2 separate regions of the Homo sapiens genome follow, and region 2 is linked to region 1. A link is an interaction called in ENCODE POLR2A ChIA-PET data of the cell type or tissue named here. Cell type or tissue: GM12878. All regions are shown on one strand. Links, peaks and the distances in the headings refer to the core of each region. The heading gives the core; the rest is flanking DNA.

Region 1 (2,905 bases), core at 270-2,769:
GGTCCTAGAGTGATCAGAATGACAGCGCTGAAATAAGGAGGGCAGTACCTCTTATTCCAGAGAAGTGGGGAGCAGAGAGGAAGATGGAGTGGAAAGGGGCGAGGCAAGGCCCTCCTGAAATACCTCAACCCAAATCTTCAAGAAATCCCCAAGTCCTCACAGTGCTTTTTGTGGATTTTTGTGGAAACCGGTAAAAGGGGCTGATTTGCTGACCCCAGTGGGTAGAAAACAGAGACTGTCAAGAGAACAGAAGAGAAGGCAGAAAGGGGATGGGGAAGTGGGGTTCGCCATGTTCACGAGCTCCTGGAGCCACAGGGCCCCCCAGGAACAACAGAGCTGAGACTGGGTGGCCTTGTTTCTGGCCCAATTCCCTGGGACCACCACCCTGGAAGGACACTTGAGCCCTACTCAAGGACCCACCACAACATCTCAGCATTGTCGGTCCTTAAATGCCAAGGTTTGTGCTCACCATTTCCATCCTTAAGATTCTCACAGGGAAGAACCCACACAACAGCTTTGTCCCTGCGACTCTGGGTGAGTTTCTGACACTGGCCTGGGCTCCCGTTTTGCCCGTCACCAACTTCTCACAGTATAACTATCCAAGAGAAGTAGCATTTGATGTCAGGGAATCAAAAGGGCTAAGGCTCGGGAGGCCAAGGCAGGTGAATCACTTGTAATCAGGAGTTCGAGACCACCCTGACCAACATAGTGAAACCCCATCTCTACTAACAATACAAAAAATTAACCAGGTGTGGTGGCAGGTGCCTGTAATCCCAGCTACTCAGGAGGCTGAGGTAGGAGGATCACTTGAACCCAGGAGGCAGAGGTTGTGGTACGCCAAGATCATGACACTGCACTCCAGCCTGGGTGACAGAGTGAGACTCCATCTCAAAAAAAAAAAAAAAAAAGGCCTAAGGCTTACTCAGGGTCATCTATGGTTTGCCAAGCAGAGTTCAATCCAATCAACAAAACCCTCACTGCCCACTTTTCCAAAACCTGATATAGTCAGTCACTAGTAGCTGCCATTTGCTGTTTTGCCTTCTATTAAAAAAAAAAAAAAAAAAAAAACCATCCAATTCCCAGAAGTCAAAGGCAATTCCTTCCCTTTTCTGTGTCTGTGAGACGGCTCTCTGTGGGATTCCTTCCTGCTGCACCTCATCCTTCCTGGAAGGGACTCTCAGAAAATGTGCCTCCTCCTTACAGGAAAGGAATTCCTCCCGAGGAACTGTGGACATGAGGCAGCTTTGTGGAATTTCCCTTCCACAGACTTCAGCCTATTTTCTGGGCAAACTTAGCAGAAATGACCAAAATCCACTCGAGAGAGACAGCAACAAGGAGAGGGGAAGAGATCCTATTTTGGCTTCTTCAAATGGACCAATTTTCTCTTTAAAATATTTATTTTAAGGAAAAACAAGGACTACATTATATTTTAAAGGGGGAGAAGGAAGAGGATTTTGAGTTGCTAAGAGAACAGAGCCATCTCTTTTCTTTTAATACTGGATGCTAAGAACTTGCACAGGGTTTTCCCAAAAGCCAGATAGTTCAGGTAATTTGCATGTGGCTGTAAAAGAGAAAGTTCAGGCCAGGCACTGTGGCAACATGGTGAAACCCCATCTCTACTAAAAATACAAAAATTAGCTGGGTGTGGTGGTGCAAGCCTGTAATCCCAGCTACTTGGGAGGCTGAGGCAGGGGAATCACTTGAATCTGGGAGGTGGACGTTGCAGTGAGCCAAGATCACACCACTGCACTCCTGGGCGACAGAGACTCTCTCAAAAAAAAAAAAAAAAAAAAAAAAAGAGAGAGAGAAAGTTGAGAGCATAAGTCTGAGTGATTCTGCCTGAAAGAACAGAACAGCTTACACTGGACAGGCTTTTGCCCAAGACACACCTCATCTGGCATTGAGAAACGAACACCAACAATAATGAGTGACAGAATGTTAAGAACAATAATTATACAGACTTGGACCTCCCAGACTGCTTGTCTGTAGTAATTCAGAAGGAAGCAAAGTATTCTGAAGTGTTTATGAAGATTGGTTCCACATCTGAAGAATTTTAGTAATCTTACCCAAACTCAACCCAAGAAATATGAGGAAAAGAGGGAGTAGTTCTATAATAAGCAGGTGGAATAGAGGGTCAAACTCCTTGGCGAGTTCAGTCTAACAGAGGACACATTACTGCCCTACAAAGCAGCTCTGGAAAATGACAACCAGTGGCACTAACTCCAGGCAATATCTTTGTGAGGCTTGTGGGCTGTAATATAGTCTGCTCAGGCTGCCATAAAAAAAAAATCACAATCAGGCCAGGCACTATGGCTCACACCTGTAATCCCAGCACTTTGGGAGGCCAAGGAGGGCAGATCACCTGAGGTTAGGAGTTCGAGACCAGGCTGGCCAACATGGCAAAACCCCGTCTCTACTAAAAATACAAAAATTACCCGGATGTGGTAGCACGCACCGGTAGTCCCAGCTACTCGTCAGGCTGAGGCAGGAGAATTGCTTGAACCTGGGAGGGGTGGAGGTTGCAGTGGGCTGAGATCACACCACTGTACTCCAGCCTGGACAACAGAGCCACTGCACTCCAGCCTGGGCAACAGAGAGAGACTCCATCTTAAAAAAAAAAAAAAAAAATCCCCGTCTTCAAATACAATCACATTCTGAAGTACTAGAGATCAGGACTCCAACATGCGAACTTTGGGGGGACATAATTCAGCCCGTAATATGGGTGATAAAGGAGCAGGTCCAGACTTAGAGAAACAAGGACTCCCTGGGTCAAGCTCTGGAAGTGAAAGGCTTCTTCAAAGACAGGAAAGTCCCACTGAAGGTGGCTTTGGAAGTGCACCCTTGCAGCACAGCAACCTTCTTGATTTGCTCAAGAGCAGGGGTTCTGACAGGTCTCAAAGCACTT
Region 2 (2,905 bases), core at 325-2,824, 53 kb before region 1:
ATAGTCAGGTGGATAGAATTGCCCTGTTGGAGAATTACTTCTCCAACAGGGCAATTACTTCATCTGGAATTACTTCATCTGGAATTCTAAGACCATGTCTTAGAATTCAAGATGCATAACCCAACAGTTTCCTGTAAAACTTGAAAAGCTGATTCTAAAGTCAATATGAAAATGCAAGAGACTTAGAATAGTCAAAACAATCATAAAAGAAAAACAGGTTGGGTAACTTTCACTATTTGATTTATAAAGCTATAGTAATTAAGATAATTTGCTATGAAGAAAGAATAGATTCTATCCATCTGACTACTAAAGTAAAACAAAGAAAATATAGATCAACAAAACAGAATAGAGGATCCAGAAAAAGATTCACACATAAATGGCCATCTAATCTACATTTTCTCCAACTTAATTCAATGGGGAAAGAGTAGTCTTCAACAAGTTGTTATCAGGAAACTGGCCCTGGGAAGCGAATGTGCTTCTCTTAAGATTTTACAGCTTAGAAAATGACAGCACTGAGATGTGAACTCAGGTCTGACTGCTCTGAGTCCATGATTGCTCTCAGAGTCCACACTCAATCTCTACCCTTGCCAATCTGCCACTAGAGGACTTCATGGAGTCTTCTACAAAGTGCCTGGACACCTGACTCAACACCCGGGCTCTCCTGCATATGAGATTCCCAGACCAGATGGTAGGACACTCGGGCTGATGAACAGCTACCATGCTTGAGGTTTATACCTACAAGTCCGAAGGAGTTATTCACCAATGAGGGGGATTAAACCCGCAACCCATATGCTATCTCTGTGAACTGGAAGGTCTTAGTTATAAAGCATAAAATTAAGCTGAACACATATTTGAGGCCTATTAGTATCACATAGGAGCTTTTAAAATTTCCCTAAAGCAATTAAATCAGAATGTTTAGGGGAAGAGTCCAGACACCAGTGGTATTTTAAAGATTTCCCCTCATGAATACAACAGAGAGCAGTTTGAGGAACCACTGAGCTAAAGCATTTTCTTCCAGTTTGCACCCACACCCCAGTGAAGCAAATACAATTATCAGATGATGGGACGCATCTGACACTCCTAAATCTCCAGCAGCAGAAATTTCCTCTTGGAAAAATCCAAACAAAACAAGTCCTCCCTCCTTAACTTGCTTTCTTAGCTCAAACTCCAAGCTATGGAAAGTTAACTTGGCTCCTCTTAAGCTATTCCCTAGCAAACTAGAAGACTGACAAATTGTCCCTTGATGAGATTAATGTCTCACAAAATGCCCAGGTACAATTCAAGTTCACATCAGAAGTAAAACCAAAAACTGTGGGGGAGAAAAGTTTTTGAAACAAAAATTTTAACGTATTATGGACAATGTAAGAAGCACTACTGGGTCATTCTAATTTTGTCAGAAACTTAGAAAATAACATTAGAAGAGGAAGTCCAACCAAAGTATCACATGTGTCCAGGGAGATAACTTCCACACACACCACACAGTTTCACTTTGACAACACTGTCAAGAGGCTCTCTACGAATCTTCAGAAAGGAAACCGATCTACAGACTAATAGACAAAAGATTAGTTTGAGCCATATGAAATTGCTAGTTTTGTAAAAAGGCCCAAAGGAGTTGAATATATGTAATTTCTTTTTTTTAAAGAAGAGTCTTGTTCTGTCACCCACGCTGGAGTGCGGTGGCACGGATCTCAGCTCACTGCAACCTCCACCTCCTGGGTTCAAGCAATTCTTGTGCCTCAGCCTCCCAAGTAGATGGGATCACAGGCGTGCACCACCATGCCAGGCTAATTTTTGTATTTTTAGTAGAGATGGGGTTTCACCATGTTGGTCAGGCTGGTCTCGAACTCCTGGCCTCAAGTGATCCACCCACCTTGGCCTCCCATAGTGTTGGGATTACAGGTGTGAGCCACTGCACCCGGCCCTGAATATCTGTAATTTCATACTATTCAGTCTAAATATAAAGCAATATACAGTCTACAGTGAAATAAAAATAGCTTTAAATAAAAACAAAAGTTCTGTTTTAAAACTAAGACCACAACACTGTATGGCTCAGTTGCTGACAAAATTTGCTATCAATTGTCTGTCCACATCCACTGAGAAAACCCAGAGGGAGACGGGGTGGGAAGACTGGGATGCAGCCAGAGAGCTACAGGTGGCTGCAATCTTCTCACCATCAGCGCATGACGGTGCATTTATTTTTTTTACTTCAGGTTCTACTTATTGCATAGGGCGGCAGACATGACTTGGGAAGGGTGCACAAGCCCAGCCTCTCTGTGCATTATGGGAGGGCACCTTCCACTTCCTACTCAGTCTGTGGTAGAGGAGGCTGTCTGCTGCTCTGACCACTGACCTAAAAATATACCTGCCCTGCAGCAATGCCAAGAAAAGAGAAGGAAAAGATCAAGGCCAGGCGCAGTGGCTCACACCTGTAATCCCAGCACTTTGAGAGGTCAATGTAGGCGCATTACCTGAGGTTTGGAGTTCGCGACCAGCCTGGCCAACATGGTGAAATGCCGTCTCTACTAAAAATACAAAAATGCACCACCATGCCTGTAATCCCAGCTACTTGGGAAGCTGAGGCATGGGAATCACTTGAACCCGGGAGGCGGAGGTTGCAGTGAACTAAGATCATGCCACTGTGCTCTAGCCTGGGCGACAGAGCAAGACTCTGTCTTGAAAAAAAAAAAAAAGCCAGGAGTGGTGGCTCACACCTGTAATCCTGGTACTTTGGGAGGCCAAGGCAGGAGGATCCCTTGAGCCCAGGAGTTCGAGACCAGCCTGGGCAACATAGGGAGACCCTGTCTCTTTAAAGAAAAAAAAAGGAAATGGTCAAGAGGAGAGGGTTCTCAAATGAAAAGATTAAAAGAAACAGGAATTCTTCCCCCAGAAAGATGAAGAGTACCTG

What was found. ChIA-PET counts read pairs that join two places held together with the same protein. Peaks named below come from ENCODE experiments on the same cell type or tissue, not always from the same donor. Only the 100,000 strongest peaks of a DNase experiment are listed, where the experiment ranks them.
Region 2: POLR2A ChIA-PET joins it to region 1 with 5 read pairs; 6 of 35 experiments call an interaction of 5 or more read pairs at or near these places.

What each region holds. Positions count from the first base shown.
Region 1 is chr13:95,279,527-95,282,431 of GRCh38, forward strand. All of the region lies in intron 1 of ABCC4 (ATP binding cassette subfamily C member 4 (PEL blood group)), which reads right to left. LOC124903192 (a long non-coding RNA gene) reads left to right here. Exons shown (of 2, transcript XR_007063838.1): 2 at 1-1,908. Among named protein-coding and RNA genes, the nearest start is that of ABCC4, 20 kb to the right of the region's middle. RefSeq lists an enhancer at 2,679-2,728. In GM12878, for the core only: no CTCF peak of the experiment used is centred there; a DNase peak (open chromatin) is centred at 1,544; H3K4me3 peaks cover 427 bases; H3K27ac peaks cover 2,296 bases.
Region 2 is chr13:95,226,089-95,228,993 of GRCh38, forward strand. The region is part of intron 4 of ABCC4 (ATP binding cassette subfamily C member 4 (PEL blood group)); the gene reads right to left. Among named protein-coding and RNA genes, the nearest start is that of SNORD13G, 17 kb to the left of the region's middle. RefSeq lists a silencer at 507-801. In GM12878, for the core only: no CTCF peak of the experiment used is centred there; DNase peaks (open chromatin) are centred at 1,030 and 1,473; H3K4me3 peaks cover 1,764 bases; H3K27ac peaks cover 2,500 bases.